Regions from separate parts of the Mus musculus genome. Here region 1 is linked to region 2. Evidence: chromatin loops called from intact Hi-C (ENCODE). Cell type or tissue: left cerebral cortex. All regions are shown on one strand.

What was found. Peaks named below come from ENCODE experiments on the same cell type or tissue, not always from the same donor. Only the 100,000 strongest peaks of a DNase experiment are listed, where the experiment ranks them.
Region 1: a loop joins it to region 2, with 2.4 times the contacts of the local background. A loop is called at or near these places in 2 of 42 quality-filtered maps.

Annotation. Positions count from the first base shown.
Region 1 is chr11:76,071,089-76,079,088 of GRCm38, reverse strand. Vps53 (VPS53 GARP complex subunit) reads left to right here. Exons shown (of 22, transcript NM_026664.4): 16 at 1,967-2,049; 17 at 2,576-2,654. Among named protein-coding and RNA genes, the nearest start is that of Rflnb, 47 kb to the right of the region's middle. In left cerebral cortex, no CTCF peak of the experiment used is centred here; a DNase peak (open chromatin) is centred at 4,210.
Region 2 is chr11:75,777,693-75,785,692 of GRCm38, reverse strand. Doc2b (double C2, beta) reads left to right here. Exons shown (of 9, transcript NM_007873.3): 3 at 3,998-4,072; 4 at 5,329-5,438; 5 at 5,528-5,654. Among named protein-coding and RNA genes, the nearest start is that of Gm12339, 14 kb to the left of the region's middle. In left cerebral cortex, a CTCF peak has its summit at 3,567 (motif pointing left); a DNase peak (open chromatin) is centred at 3,553.

The DNA.
Region 1 (8,000 bases), 290 kb before region 2:
GTGGCCTTATTTTGTTCATAATTAGATCATAGACATCTTCCTTTTTTCTTTCTCATTCTATCTATCTATCTATCTATCTATCTATCTATCTATCTATCTGTCTATCTGTCTGTCTGTTTCTATCTATCTCTGTCTCTCTAAGACAAATTCTCCTTTTGGGGGTGAGGTGTCGAGACAGAGTTTCTCTGTATAGCAGAACCACAGATGTCCTGGATGTCCTGGACTTGGTTTGTAAACCAGGCTGGCCTCAAACTCACAGATACCCACCTGCCTCTGCCTCCCCAGTGCTGGGATTAAAAGCTTGTGTCACCATATCCAGCTGACAAATTCTTGTTGGCCCAGGCTAGATTACAGCAGTTTTCACTGTCTCTGCCTCTAGATAGCTGGGATTCCAATTCCAGGCCAGCACACTTGGCTGTCTCAGACATCTTTTGATACCAGTGCTACCTCAGCTTTCTCAACCCGTTTTGAGTCTCTCGTTAATTCTGTCATCCCTTCAAGGGAGCTTTACTATACACTTCTATGTGCTGCTTCAGCTGGTGTTGTGCAGAGGAGACAGGCATCTTCCTGTCAGGAGACTTAGAGCAGATGGAAAACAAATAGCAAGCAAGCAGGCGAGGGTTTCCCTGCCACTCTGTAGTAAGGGTGGGAGAAGAAACAAACACCAAGAGAGGAGTTGGGAGGGCTAGGAAATGGAGTCAGGAGGGGGAGCAGGGACATTGTAGAGGGAGGAAATATGGAGACCAAGACCCTGCAATTGTAAATGCCAGAGGCAAGGCAAAGATAGCAAGATGGGACCAGAGAGATAGATGACAAGAGCCATGCCATGCTTAAAGTTAGGATGTATCTTCAGCAAAGTAGCAGAGGCCCCTGGAGCATGTGAACACAGGTCTGTGGAACACTGTGCCACCCTCCCGCATAGGTGTCCAGGTTTTCAGTAATATGAACCCTTCTGGGAAGAACTTTACAAATGCGGAGTCTGACCTATTGAGTTCTCTAAACAGCCCCTCACCCCTTAGTAGTGGCAGAATTAAATCTTCCAAAAGTCCTTGCATGGCTCCATCCCTCTAAGAGCACTTTAAATCTTAATGCAAAGCACTCACCTTCTTAGAGTGAGAGTGACTCTCTTAAGAGTGCTAGATTTATCCATCCCCAGGGCATTTTTAGGTACGCACAGATCCCGACCATCCTATATCTCTCCATCGTATATCACTCCGGAGGATGTGAATGCTCCTGCCCTAAGCTGACCAAAGTAAAGATGTATTTCTGATTCATCACTGAGACATCTGGTACCTTGGCAAACATCTTGGCTGATTTTACTGTCACTCTCATTAAAAGTTCCCAACACTGGTTGGGGAGGCTACATATCACAGGGTAAGCAGGGAAACTATACGTAGATACAGCTTAAGAGAAGGAGGGATCAGAAGTGTCCCTCCTTCATAGATACGGCTTAAGGGAGGAGAGGTTTTTGCAGTCCACCCACGCTGGGAAAGAGCAATGGTGCTCCTGGCTGTGCAGACATGAGAAGAGACTCCTCTGGCTATTGGCCAGGAGGCAGGGTTCTCCTGTAACCTTCAAATGCTCTCACCCACTTTTGATATGCAGTCTCTAACTCATAAAGGCTCTACGGCCTTCAAAATAGCGCCACCACTAGGGACCAAATACTCAAATCATGAGCCTGTAGAGAACAAACCATGCGAGCTATTGGTGTGTTCTCAGAAGTGAGCCCAGAGTGGTGCCAAAGGAGCTGGGCTCTAGGGAGCTTATTTGACCCTATCACCTGCTGTGGCTACTGTAGTCCTCACCTATGAAGTCAGGGTAACAGGACTTCCCTCACATCCTGTGGGAATTAAGTGTCCCATGTCATGCCTAGAACTGTCTGGGTCGTCACTTTGTGAGCCTCAGTAGTATGGAACACCTTTGGGTAATCATTAAACACCCTTCTGCTTCTGCCCTTTTCTAACAGCTAGAAGAAAAACTCAAAGAAAAAGTTGATGTGAGCCTGACTGAACGAATTAATCTCACAGGAGAAATGGACACATTCAGCACGTACGTACCTTCCAGGCACTTGCTGCAGGTCAGCCTTCCTTCTTCACAGACGCCGTGTGCTTTAGTCTCTACTAAGAGAGGTCCCAGGGCGTTCATGCCCCATCAGCTGTGAGAAGAGTGCCCCCTTACCCCTCCTCCTCCTCCTCTGCCTCTGCCTCCTTTTCCTCTTCTTCCTCTTTCTTTTCTTCCTCCTCCTTCTTTTCCTACTCTTTCTCCTCTTTCTCTTTCTGACTTAAGCAAGTTTTTTGAATACAGATGCTTTCTGAGAAGAACTCAAAAAGAGATCTGGAATTAGCAGCTATGGGAGTAGCCATAGAAGTTTGGGCTCTTACTGGGTGAGACACACCCAAATAAAACAGGACATGAAAAGCCAGCTGCTCTTCCATTATTAGTGATTAAAACATAAAATTTCATGAAGAAATAAAATTTTAAAATTTTGCACACATTTCAAAAACACCTACAGGGGGCATGTCTAGCATCCCACCACTTTTTGGAGCAATAACCACAGCAATTTGTTTCTTTGCAGTGTCATCTCCAGCAGCATCCAGCTGTTGGTTCAAGATCTGGATGCAGCCTGTGACCCTGCCCTGATTGCCATGAGCAAGGTGAGGTTTTAGGAGCTAGCCTCCTACCAGTGATTGACATGCCTTCCCCCAGCCTTTTATGTTATGTTCTGACCCTACTTTGTGTCAGCTGAGAGGGCCCTAGGGAGACATCACACACACACACACCCTAGAGTTCCTGCTAGGCTCACCTGGCACCTATGGTTGTTACTGGTCCTTTTGTGGGGGTAGGGGTGAGTCTGAAGAAGATTGGTTCTTGGGTCAGCATCTGGCTCCTGCTGAAACCTGCCAGTGTTCTTGCCAGGTGAGCACTTTGTTGAGCTCTACAGCAATAACTACAGACTCCTGCCCACTGAGAGGTTCTGGCTCTTCCTGAGCTTTGGTGTCAGTGCTAAATACTTGGATGAGCCTGTGCTCTCAGGTTTTCACGTACCCTTAGCCCTCAGCCCTCTATGGCCCTTTTGACACCATATGCTGCTCTTTGGGATTTTATATGCGTGCTCTTTCTTCCTCAAACATAAATTCCTGAGGAATGTGGTGAGTCACGCCTGTGATCTCAGGATTTCGAAGCTGAGGCAGAAGATTTCAAGTTCAAGGCCAGCTTGTGCTACACAGGAAGGCCCTGTCTCAAAAGAGAACAAAAGTATTCCTTAAGTGTCTAGACCATATTGAAGACTTTATGTTTATTGATTGAATAGAAAGTAGGCAATTCTTTGTTGACTTTTAAGCCCAACAAAGCCTTGTAAAGCAGGGATTAAGAAACCATAGCCTGCAGCCAAATGTGGCCCACCACTTGTTCCTCTAAGTCTTAGGGAAACGTAGTAGCTGTGTTCATTCACTTAAGCACTGTCTATGGCTGTTGCTGGAACTGTAGAAACTAGTGCTTATAGCAGAGACCTTATGGCCCACAAAGCTAAGACATCGTCTAGTTGACCCTGTCCAGATAAAGCTTGCCAATACCTATCTAGTCAAGGACTCTCGGAATATTCTTCTGAGTTTTGGAAGAATAACCTGTCTGGGAGAAACTAGGCAGAATTTATGACAGAGGGCAGTGGGCAGAACCATGACGCTGGATAGGAAGGAAGACCTAAAGTTTTCTGGTTTTCCTTTTGAGAGCACTGCACAGATGCTCTCAAAACCTGTGCAGACCCATCTCTCTGTGTGAAATTCATCTGACTGGAGGCCTCTCAGAGCTGTGCAAGTGGACAGCAGTTGAGTGCCTAGTGGTGCCAGTCAAGCACTCAGAAAGCACAGCTTCCCCCGTCTTGACAAGAGGAGCACCACGCCTCAGGAAGTAGACATTTGGTCTGAGTTTGTTTTTATAATAGATTATAACTATTTAACAAAAATAGGATTAAAACCAAAGCTTTGGCTTTGGAGTCTAAGGGGTGAAGTAGGAAGTTGAGAAGCAGCTGCTATTCTTAAGACGGATCCTGTGCCCAGCCGGGGTCCCCAGCCCCAGGCCGTGGGCAGCCAGTTTGAGGCTGCTCTGTGGAGTGGAGCTGTGAGGATCCGTGTCCTAGGCTCTGGTTTATTCCCTCACTGCTGGCAAACCTTCTGTGCATCCTGAGTATGATCCATTCCAGCTGCCGTCTCCTGAATGCCCTGCCACACTGCAGCCTGGAGCACAGCTGCCATCTCCTGAACTGCCCTGCCACATTGCAGCCTGGAGTGCAGCTGCCAAAAGATTTTCACACTGACCGAAGGAAGAGTGGAACCTTTTTTTTCTTTCTCTTTTTCTGTAAAATAACACGTGGAGTGGGTTTAACACTCCAGGTGTTGCTTATATGAACTGTCAGTTCATTAGGCAGACTTCTCTCGAGTTCCTCTTTCTCCCCAGCCATTTCTCCCCAGATGCACCCCAGCAAATGTCAACCATACCTCCAGAGTCTCATGTTTATATCATAGGATAACCATAGGCTTGGGAACATAGCGGTTGGAAGGCCATTCCTGTTTGTCTGAGTCTTCTGGAGCTCTAGCAAAATGAGATCCATGTGACTAAAGTAAACATGGCAGTGTCACCGACTGACTCAGCATGAGCCCTGCATTCAGCTTCATGGAGTTTCTTCGAGGATTTTTTTTTTCAAACCTTGTGATGGTGATTATTTCTGTCTTTGATTCCATCATTGTTTGCTGCTGGATAACTAGTCCATCCTGGATTCTGTCTAGCAATGCTGGGGGTTGCAAGCCTGGGAAAGGCATCGGCATTGTCCCCAGGTGCTCCGTCTACTAGGTGGAGGCAGATGTGAGCAGAGTGTGCAGATGTGTGGTATGAGCAAGGGGAAACTGGGACCATAGGAGAAAAGCAGACTCCTACAGTCAGCAGCATCTAAGAAACCAGAGGCAGATAGGACATGGTCCAGTTCTCTTGAAGGAATTTGTGATGAGTATGCTGTTCAAACAGGACTGCAGGAAGCTGCAGTTTTCAAAGTTAGTAAAGTCAGTTTGTCAGAATCGCCAATCTCTTTCACTGCCTTGGGAAGTTACAGAGAGGTCTGGACTCGGGCAAGGCTGTCTTCATGTTCGTGCTGTGCTGGGAGAAAACTCAAAATAACCAATAAAATAAATAGATGTATTTCATCAATAGTGAGGGCAGTGGGGAGTTGGCTTCCGGCAGAGCCCAGGGCTGGTTCTGAGGTGAGGGAAGGAGGCTCCTTGACAAGGTGGATAGAGCCCAGCGACTGGTCACATCATTGTCCTGGGAGGCCAAAGCTCTGGAATGTCCTCAGTTAGCATATAAGGATGAATAATTAATAGGTTGCCATATTTCCTGTCAATTCCTTGGGCACCTTGTCTGTGCGGTTTGTACTGCTCCCGTGCAAACACCCTCTACCTCAGCTTGAAGCCAGTTCAACTTAACTAAGTATGCACTGCTTTCTGGTGGTGGCCAGCCCTCCCTCGCTCTGACCTTTCTACTTAGAATTCTCCTTGAACTGCTGTCTACCCAGAAAGCACAGCCTTTTCAAGAGTGAGCTCTGAGCTCTATCTCCCCTTTAAAACACTGAGCTTTAATTCCTGTCTTAGTTAGGGTTTCTATTGCTATGATAAAGCACCATGACTGAAAGCAACTTGTGGAGGAAAAGGCTTAGATCTTAGGTCTTCCTCTGTCACTGAGGGGAGTCAGGCAGAAACCTGGATTCAAGTCGACAAGCTAGCCAAAGCAAATCCCAGAGCACATGTCACCCCTTAAAGTGTCCAAACTAAGAGAATTTAATAAACATATGAGACCACAGGGCCACCAATACTGTCTCATTCCAGGGTATCCTTATGACCCTGGAAGGAAGCCCCCAACCTCTCAGCGGCTGTCCCAACATGCCCTGTTCCCTGACAGCTATTAGTCTACTTCCTGTCTGTATAGATTACCTATCCTGCTGGACTGCCTACACTTTACAGTATTTTCAGAGTTCATTCATGGTATACCATGTGTCAGTATTGCACATTCCTGATTTCTCTGTGTTTTTGTGAGTTTTGTTTGTTTGTTTTTGTTTTCAAATAGGGTTTTACCATAGTAAGATGTCTTGGATGCTGGCTGTCCTGGAACTTACTATGTAAACCAGGCTACTCTCAAACACACAAGAGATCACCTGCCTCTGCCTACCAAGTACTATGATTAAAGATGTGCACCGCCACACCGAGATACATTCCATTTTTAGAACAATGCTAGGAGTTGGATCCAGGACCTTGCTAATAACGAGCATGTGCTGTACCATCAAACTACCCACCCAGCCTCTAGTCCACTCCTTCAATGGCTGAGTGATAATCCCTTGTTTCCAGCTTGTCAGAACAGTGCTGTGAACATCTGTGTGAGTATACCTTCTCAGTTTTCTTCGGTGCACACCTAGGAGAGGAACTGCTGGGTCTCATGGGAACTTCACTGTACAGTTCCAGGTACTGTCTCATGGTTTTCCATATCTACCATTTGACATTCCCATTAGCACCGTAGAAGTCTAAACTTTCCACATGTGTGGCCATCCGTTCAGGTATGAGGGTCTGTCTCCTCTCGGCTTCACTCCTAGTCTCTGGTGACTAAGAGTACCAGTAGGCATCTCTAGACATGCTTGTTGGCAGTCTGCCTGTCCTCTTTAAAGAAATGTTGGCTGAACCCTTACCATCCAGGCGGGTGTTGTAAACTTGACTTTCTATTGTTGAGTTGTAAAAGGTCGCCATCATCTCTTCCTCCTTTTATTTATGTGTGTGTGTGTGTGTGAGTGTGTGTGTGTGTGTGTTTTAAGAACTGATCATGGGATTGAAATAATTTGAGTTTCTATCCAAGGTCAAACACACTTAGATTTTCCCATTAATAGTAATTTAGAATAAAGCAGGGGAAAAATGAAATAAATTAAATTTCCTTCTTGTCTGACATGTAATTTTTGTTAGGTTTCAGGATTGTGAACATGTACTGATTTAGGAAACTGCATCACCATCTCCCAAAGACATTTTGAAGCAGCTAGCACAGACCTCAGATCTGCTCCCATTCTCCTCATTAAAATGTGTATTGTGTCCGTGGGCCCCAGAGCCCCCAAGAGCTAGCACATCAGAGCCCCCAAGACCACTTTTCACATGTGATCAAGATGCAGCTTTCTCTTCATGAAAAATATTCCTATTTTATTGTGATAAAGGCAAATCATCCCCATTAATGTTGTTTGTTTGTTTCTTTGTTTTGAGACAGGGTATCCGTATAGCCTTGGCTGTTCTAGAACTTTCTATCTAGACCAGGCTAGCCTCCAACTCACAGAATTCTACCTGCCTCTGCTTCCCAAGAGCTGGGATTAAAGGTGTGCCAGAATTTATCTGGAAGTGCCAGAGTCTTATTTTTTTGCTGTGCCCATTTTAGTACCAACATCATTTGTGCCCTTTGCTGGGAGATTTGCCTGGCAGCTGTGTGCACCCACCAGAGACCTCGGGCTTACCTTGAAGCAGCCCAGTGAAGTGGGGGTGCTTTCCTCAATCTGTCTTCTCTTTCTGACAGTTATCCAATTGTATGCCAGTGTAGTGTTTGCCTTAGATTGTCCTGCCTGTCTCTACTGTGTCACTTGAGTTTCCTGTTCTATAAGACTGTCGGAACTAAATGGCATCATACACAGATAGCAAGTGGAAATGACACCAGGCAAAGCATCACCCGTGGGAGCACACAGATACACATACATAGGAGGCCATCTTTAACACATGTACATGGAGGACACATATCCATACCTGGGAGGCCATGCACACACACATGCACACTTGTGCTGCTGCCTTGTTTGTTTTTGTTTGGTTTTCAGGGATAGAGTCTTGATGTGTAAGCCAGGGTAGTAGCCTTGAATTTATGGCAGGCCCCCCCTCCATGTATTACCATATCCAGCTTTTTGACAATTTAGGTTACAACCTAAGTCCAGGCGTGGTAGTTCA
Region 2 (8,000 bases):
TTTCTGTGGAGGGTTGTGGACATCTATAGACCTAGAGAGACTGGTCAGACCCTATTCCCTGTGTCCCTCTGTGGCTCTGCATTGAACCTGCGTCTGTTCCATGGTCTCATCCACACCGTTCCCTTCACACTGCTCCCTCTGGGAGAAAGGTGCCAAAGCTGATGTTTTCCAGAAAGGTAAGGGCCCGTGTGGCCATTAGAGAGCCTTGTAGGACTGTGGAAAGGCCTGGGCCAGCCCAGCACACATGGAATAGCTTCCAAGTGCTGCCTGGCCTAGGCCTCACTTAGCACCCCCAACCTGTTGTATCTTCCTGCCCTTCTTTCTGACCCACCTTGCCACTGAGGGGCTGCCCTTGGCTCTGTGCCTAGAGGGACACCCCATGCCATATCTCTACCCAGCCTGGGTCACTCATGTGAACTGCCATGGGCAATTATGAGAACCATCTACATTGGGCTCAGGGCCCAGGCTGGGTACTTGAAGGCCCTGCCACTCCATCCTGCATCCCTGCTCACTCCTCTGATTCCTTTTTAGGGTGTGATAGCCCATCAGAGCTGAGCACCTGGTAACCCCAACCTGGCAAGGGAGAGGCAGACTGCAGGGCCAGGCAGAGCCCATCCTACCCTTCCTCCTGGCTTAGCAGAGCTTGTCTGGCTTGGGGACCAGCTGTCAGATCACTCTGGTAGAGGCCAGTTTCCCTTGCCCCATCTCAGAGCCTGGGGTTCCTGCTGCCTTCTCCCTGTTCCCGGTGTGTGTGTGTGTGTGTGTGTGTGTGTGTGTGTGTGTATGTGTATCCGTGCCTGTGTGCACAGATCATCTTGGGTACTGGTGTACATGGAGGTGAGGACCAGAGGCCTATGAACCATGGTGACCCTGTTCTTCTCTGTAAGTGTCTACAAAAAGGAGGACAGGCCTGGGAAATACTGAGGCCCCAGAGGGGAGCCACAGAGTTTAAACTGAAGAGGGGCAGGGTTCACACGCAGAGCCTCATGGGAATCCATGGTATATGGACTTCCTAGGCTGCCTTCTGACTTGGTGTCTTAGTTAATTTTCTGTTGCTATGATAAAACACTGACCAAAAGCAACTTGAGAAGGAAAGGGCTTGTTTTTATCTCCCAGCTTGTATCTTCATCATCCAGGGAACTCAGGGCAAGTACCTGGAGACAGGAGCTGATGTAGAGGCCAGTGAGGAGTGCTGCTTACTGCCTTGTTCCTCATGGCTTGCTTTCTTCTTAGCCAACCTAGGGGGACATTTTCTCTTCTCAAATGAAACCCACCTTGCACCAGGTTGACATAAAACTAACCAGGTCACTTGGTCACCGTCATCCCCCAGGAGAGGATGTATCTCAGTTGGTTATCTGTAACAGGACTCACCTCACACCGGGTGTGGCTGGTGAGCCAGGTAGAAATAATACACTTGGCACCCAGCACTTTGTCTAACACTGTCTTGCAGGGTACTGCCAAGGAACACACAGGTAAACTTAAGGCTCACCATTCCAAGCAGTGCCCAGGAGAACCCCAACAGAGCCACAGCACTGGGAGACCAGGGTTACTTCTTAACTGTGATAAAATATCACACACAGGAAACTTAGCAGCCGAATGCTGGGGTGGCTATATTCCATCGCTGCCGGCCATCCCCGAGCCTCTGAGCCTGCCAAGCTGAAACGCCTTGCCCTCAGAACAGCTGCCTATCTCCCCTTGCCACTCCTTACTGGCACAAGCTGCCCCTCCCCATTGTCTGCAGGGACCTTGCAGGGACAAAGTCATGCAGTTTCTGTCCCTGTGCACCAGGCCATCTCACCTTATGGTGTCTCTCTAGGCTGAGCACTAGGAACCCCAACTTTGACTAACCAAAAAGTCCCAGTCCCTAATACCTAGTGAACAGTAGCCCCTGGGCAGTGCAAGGATGACAAGAACTTGGCTGGGGGGAGTCTATCCTCTGTAAGCCAGGTCCTCTCAATGCTAGTAGTATGGCCTCATATAGCATCTCCCTGTCCATCTCTGGGACAGTGACACCTACTTTTATCGCTTGGCAACACAAAAAGCTGATGGGATCTGCCTGAGACAACCCCTTTCCTACCTGTGGCCGAGCACAGCCTCCTTCCCCTCTCCTGGATTCAGTCAGCTCCTGGGGGCTATCCACGTAGGCCCCTGCAGGGCAGACCCTAGACTCAGGGGACAGGGATGCTGCCTGAGCTAGTGTCATTGTGTGAACCCAGCCTCTGGCTGAACCCATCATCCCTTACTTCTTCTACACCAGTGTGTGGTGCTCTGGGATGCCCAGGGACCTGCTAGGTAGACGGGTGTGAAAGTAACATCAGGGACCAACCATAGACTAGGGAGCCAACGGGCAGAGCATACCTCATTGCCAGCTTAGCATGACAGCTGCCCCTGTCCCAGCCAGCCCTTGTGGATGCCCCAGGGCCTCAGAAGTTGGACTGGTATGTATTTGCACTATCTCTGGCCAGTCTCCTGCCTCAAAGATCTACAAGGGCAAAGAGAAACCCGTGAAAATGTTGTAAACATAAGCAAATGTGCAAGAAGTAGAAATAAAACAGAAACCCACATTTGTCCCCTACTGAGGCTGGGCCCCCAGATCCCCCACCCCCCCAGGGCAGCTCCCTGGGGGTAGGATCTGGCAGTGAGTGTGAATGGCCACCATTATCAAGGTACACACACTTCCTCCAGGTCAAGCCTCAGTAGCTCTGAGCCTAGCTTAAATCCCTACCCTCACCCAGCTACTTCTCTGATACTGTCTGAGAGCCTGGAAAGGGGAGAGGAGTCGCACCCATTCGCCCACACCTGCATTCCTCCTTGTTCTGTTCCACTCAGACTGTGGGAATGATTAACGCTTCCCCTGTGATAAAGCTGAGACTATTGAGTCTAACTAGAAAGTTCAGAGGCCTGGGGACACACAGAAGAGAAATGATGGGTGGGTGCCCCACCTGAGAGCTCCTTCAAGCCCATAGAGCTGGACCTGGAAGAAAGATCTGGGGCACAGTCTTAGGGTTTTACAGCTGTGAACAGGCGCCATGACCAAGGCAACTCTTATAAAAGGCAACATTTAATTGAAGTTGGCTTACAGGTTCAGAGGTTCAGTCCATTATCATCAAGGTGGGAGCATAGCAGCGTCCAGGCAGATGTGGGGCTGGAGGAACTGAGAGTTCCACCTCTTGTTCTGAAGGCAGCTAGATTAAGACTGGTCTTAAAGCCCACACCCACAGTGACACACTTTCTCCAACAAGGCCACACTCACTCCAACAAGGCCACATCTCACTCCAACAAGGCCACATCTCCATATAATGTCACTCTTTGGGCCAATCATATTCAAACTACCACAGCCATCTGGCCAGGAATGGAGCCATTCCAGACGTGTGCATCTGGAATATAGTCCACGCACACCTCTGCTGCCTCCCTATTCCCCACCCCCATAGGCCTTCAGCACCAGAAAGGAGTAAACTTAATTCCCAGGCTAGCTGAGCCCTTGTGAGTCCCCTACCCTAAGCTGTACATTCCTGGGCTGGCGGAAGAAACTGAAGTCAAAGTTATCAAGGGGTGCCATCTTGTGGAAGGACACTCCATGGCAGGCAGCCGGTGACTTCTAGGGACACCAACCAGCAAATGCAGAAGGAAATGGCAGCTGACCTCCCGGACTCGGACCGAAGTGCCTTCCCAGCATCCACAGGAATGTAGGGATGAGTGTACAGCCAATCATGGAGACTTGGGGTCAGAGAGGGAAGACCCAACAAGGAGTGGTGTCTGGAAAGTGGGGAGAGAGACAGGCCTCCCCAAGTTTAGAGTGAGGTGTGTCTTCTGGGTTCAGTTTGTCAAGAAAGTAAGAAATGAAAAGCCCCAGGGGCCAGAGTGTGGGAGAGGGAAGCCACCCCAGCACTGTTAGGCCTTATCTTCAGGGAGACTGGAAATGTCAGAGAGGAGGCCCTGCTCAGCAGGCCTCTTGTTTCCCCTCTCTCAACTCACACCCTCTCTGGTCTCTACTCAGGGCCTGAAGCCGATGGACCACAATGGACTGGCTGATCCCTACGTCAAACTACACCTGCTGCCTGGAGCCAGCAAGGTGAGGGTTTCTACCCCAGGCATGGCCCTGGCTTGGCACTCATGGTCTCCCTGGAACCTCACAAGTCCATTACCTATATGCCCCAGAGAATGTCCCACTTACATTTCCCACGAAGCCATTTTAGCCTGGAGTTCATATTACAAAAAAAAAAAAAAAAAAGAAAGAAAGAAAAGAAAAGAACTCCTTGGGGTCAGATGTGACAACACATGCCTTTCATATAGCACTCAGGAAGCAGAGGCAATAGATAGAGTCCCATGTGTTAAAGGTCAGACTGGCCTACATACATAGTGAAGCTCAGGCCAGCCCGGGATGCAGGGGTGCATAGCGCCTGCCTGCAAGACCTTCAGTGTGTTGATGGACTTCAGTGTGTTGTGGCTTCACAATGGGGACTGTGTGGGAGGCATTAGCCTGGTTTATTTGACACAGAACCCCTGTTCCTGCTCCCCTGCCGGGCGACCCAGTAGAGGCAATATTTCACCCATAAGGTGTTCACTAGGAAAGCATGGGTTACAGGCAGAGTGAAGACCCTGAGCAAAGGGGAGGGGAACGAAGGTGATCCAGGAAAGTGGTCCAGTTGTGCCACTGGCTTTGGATACACTGCCAGTCTTAATATGGAACTCTCTTATGGGGAAGAGGGCCGGGGCTGCAGTCTTGGGTCAGGCTAATGCCTGTTAAGTTGGACATTTCAACTTTCCAGTTGGAATGAGTCACAGAGCAACCTCCCATTCCCTACAGGACCACCCCATAGCCACCACCTCTGTTCTGTTACTGTTGCCAGAGTCTGGGGGCAGGATGCTTCACACATTAATTTTCTGTGGTTACCTCAACAAGTTCTCACCGCTTGGCCATTTAAACATGCCCATCGCCTGCCTCCCTGGTCTGCTGGTCATCAGCCAGGCAGGTTGCACTGACTGACTGGACCAGAAGTCGAGATGCCAGCAGGACTGTGTCCAGTCTGGGGACAGTCATTCCCTCTCCTGTCCAAATAGAGGCTGCACACTTCCCCAGCTGAGCAGGCCCTGTCTCTCCTGACTCTACTTTTACTGCTAGTGACCTTGTGACCACAGGGCTATTTGAATGCCTCCAATAAGCTTGCTGGTTTTAAGTCAGCTAAATAACAGTGTCGGTTTCACCTTCTGCCCTCAGGTCCCTTCCCCTGTGTCAGATAGTACCTCTGTGAATGGAAGGACCAGGCCTGCCACCTTTGAGGCCACACTCATTCAGGATCAAAATAAGATCACTCTGTCTTTTTCCAGGCAAATAAGCTCAGAACAAAAACTCTTCGGAACACCCTGAACCCCTCGTGGAACGAGACCCTCACTTATTACGGAATCACGGATGAGGACATGGTCCGAAAGACCCTGAGGTGGGTGAGGGCCCCTGTGCCTACACCCCACCCGGGGACGCCCTACCGCTTGTGAATTCCCACTGACTGTGGAAGCCCATCGCCCCCAGGATCTCCGTGTGTGATGAGGACAAATTCCGCCACAATGAGTTCATTGGAGAGACTCGGGTGCCCCTGAAGAAGCTGAAGCCCAATCACACCAAGACATTCAGCATCTGCCTGGAGAAGCAGCTGCCGGTGAGTGGAAGAAGGCTCTGGCACCGCAGCCGTGCAGGAGTTTACTGAGCAGCTACTATGTGACAATACTGTGTTTCAGGCACAGTTGCAGGGAGATGGAAGGAACTTGCTTCCTGTTGATGGCACAGGAGTGGGGATAATTCATGGAGCAGAGAGCATAGTGGAGGGGGCAAGTCTAGGAGGGGACATCACAGAAGTGGCAGGGCACCTTCCACAAGTGACAAGGTAACAATTCTTGTGGCGCTGAGGACTAAATCTAAGACCTGAGTAATTAAGAAGAGCTCTTCCACTGAGCTGCGTTCCAGCCCTTTTAAAGTTTTACTTTTAGAAAAATTTTAAATGTTCTAAATGTGTATGTAATGTAGTGTATATGAATATATATGTATGTGTGTAGTCTATGTGAGTGTGTGTGCAGTGGGTAGAAGTGTGAATATGTAAGCTTATATGTAACATAATGCATATGAGTATACGCAGGTGTGTGTGTATAATGTATGTGAGTGTGTGCTTATATGTAATGTGGTGTGTGTGAGTATATACATGTGTGTGTATATGTGTAGTCTATGTGAGTGTGTGTGCAGTGGGTAGATATGTGACTATATAGGCTTGTATGTAACATAACGTGAATGAGTATGTGCAAGGGTGTGTGTGCACGCACACACACACGCGCATATGGTCTATGTGAATATGTGTGCAGTGGGCAGATGTGTGAATGTGTAGACTTGTATGTAACTTAGTGTTATGAGTGTATTCATGTGTGTTCACATGTGTGTGGGGTGTCTATGTGAGTGTGCGTGCAGTAGGCAAATGTGTGAATGTGTAGGCCTGCCATCAACACAAGAGTGTCTTCTTTAATGGCTCTCCTCCTCACTTTTTGAGACAGGTTCCCACTGAGCCCAGCGCTCACTAACTACTCTTACTAGCCAGTGATCTTGGACTCTCCTGTGTCCACCCCCCGTTGCTAGGATTTCAGATTTGAGCCACCAAGCCCAGCTTCCCAGTGATGCTAAGGACCCACTCTTACATGGCAGGCACTTGGCTGTACTAGCCTTGAGCTTCCTCTACAGCTCAGATTGGCAGTAAACTCTTTTTTGTTCTGTTGTTTGTTTGTTTTTTATATTTAAGTCATGATTTCTCTGTGTAGCCCTGGCTGTCATGGAACTCACCCTGTACACCAGGCTGGCCTTGAACTCAGAAATCTGTCTGCTTCTGGGATAAAGGTGGGTGGCTTCCTCCACCACCTGGCTGACAGTGAACTCTTGATCCTCCTGTCTCAACTTCCTCAGTCACTAAGAGTGGCTCAAGGCAGGGCATGGTGTTATTTTAACAGGTTCCCTGCCTGGTGGGCTCAGAATGGCCAGAAGCAGAGGAAGGCGAGGGTTGATCCAAGAACCAGATACAATGGGCTGGATGGAGACAAAGGCCTGCCGCCAGGGCAATTCCAATTCCTTCACTAAGGACAACTCAATTGGAGCGTGTTAGGCCAGGAGAGCCATGAGATGCCCAGAGGAGACAGCACATAATTCTCTCTGAGACATTGTAATTGTTCAGCATGATGTCATGACAAATTTGGCCCCCAGTTGTCTTCAGCAGCTGAGCCCTCCCAGAGCCTTGGTGCCTGTTCCTTTCCAATCACTTTCCTGTCTGCCTTCTCACTTCATCTCTCCTTCCTCTGGTTTATAGGGCAGAGGGTCTAAGGAGCCCCAGTGCTCAAGGCTAAAGACAGGCTAAGCCCTTTATCTCCTAATGTCAGGACATGTCTGTTTACTCAAAGCCTAAGCCAAACAGAGGAATCCCAGCATTTAATCCCTGTGTGCCAGGCCCGGCAGGACTAGACCCTGGAACATGGCTGCTCCAAAAGCTGGACCCAAGTCCAGCCCTTAGAATCCAGCCAGCAGCTGAGACAGTGCCTTTGTGCGTGGATTTCTCAGACTGTATTCTCATGTCACATTCTCTCCACTCGGGTGCATGCGTGATGGGTAGAACTTTCCATGTCACTTGAGGTGACCCAAATTTTCCAAATGGTGTACACCTTTCAGGAGGGCACTTCCAGCTCCCATATCCAAGTTCTGACCTCAGATTAAACAAAACTCTGTGCCTGTGGATGCATGAATGCTCATGGAGTATATGTGCACATGTGCACTGTGTATACATGTGTGTACATGTATGTGGATAAGCATGCATGAGTATGGGCTGAGTATTCCAGAGGCATCTCTGGCCATTGCCGAGCCTCCCTTGAATTTGCTCCTTGCTCATTGGCCAGTTTGTGAGCACACAGGGACCACAGGGGTGGCATTTGGGGTGACCACTCTGGTTGTAAGGGCATAGTTTTGTGTTTTAGATTTTATA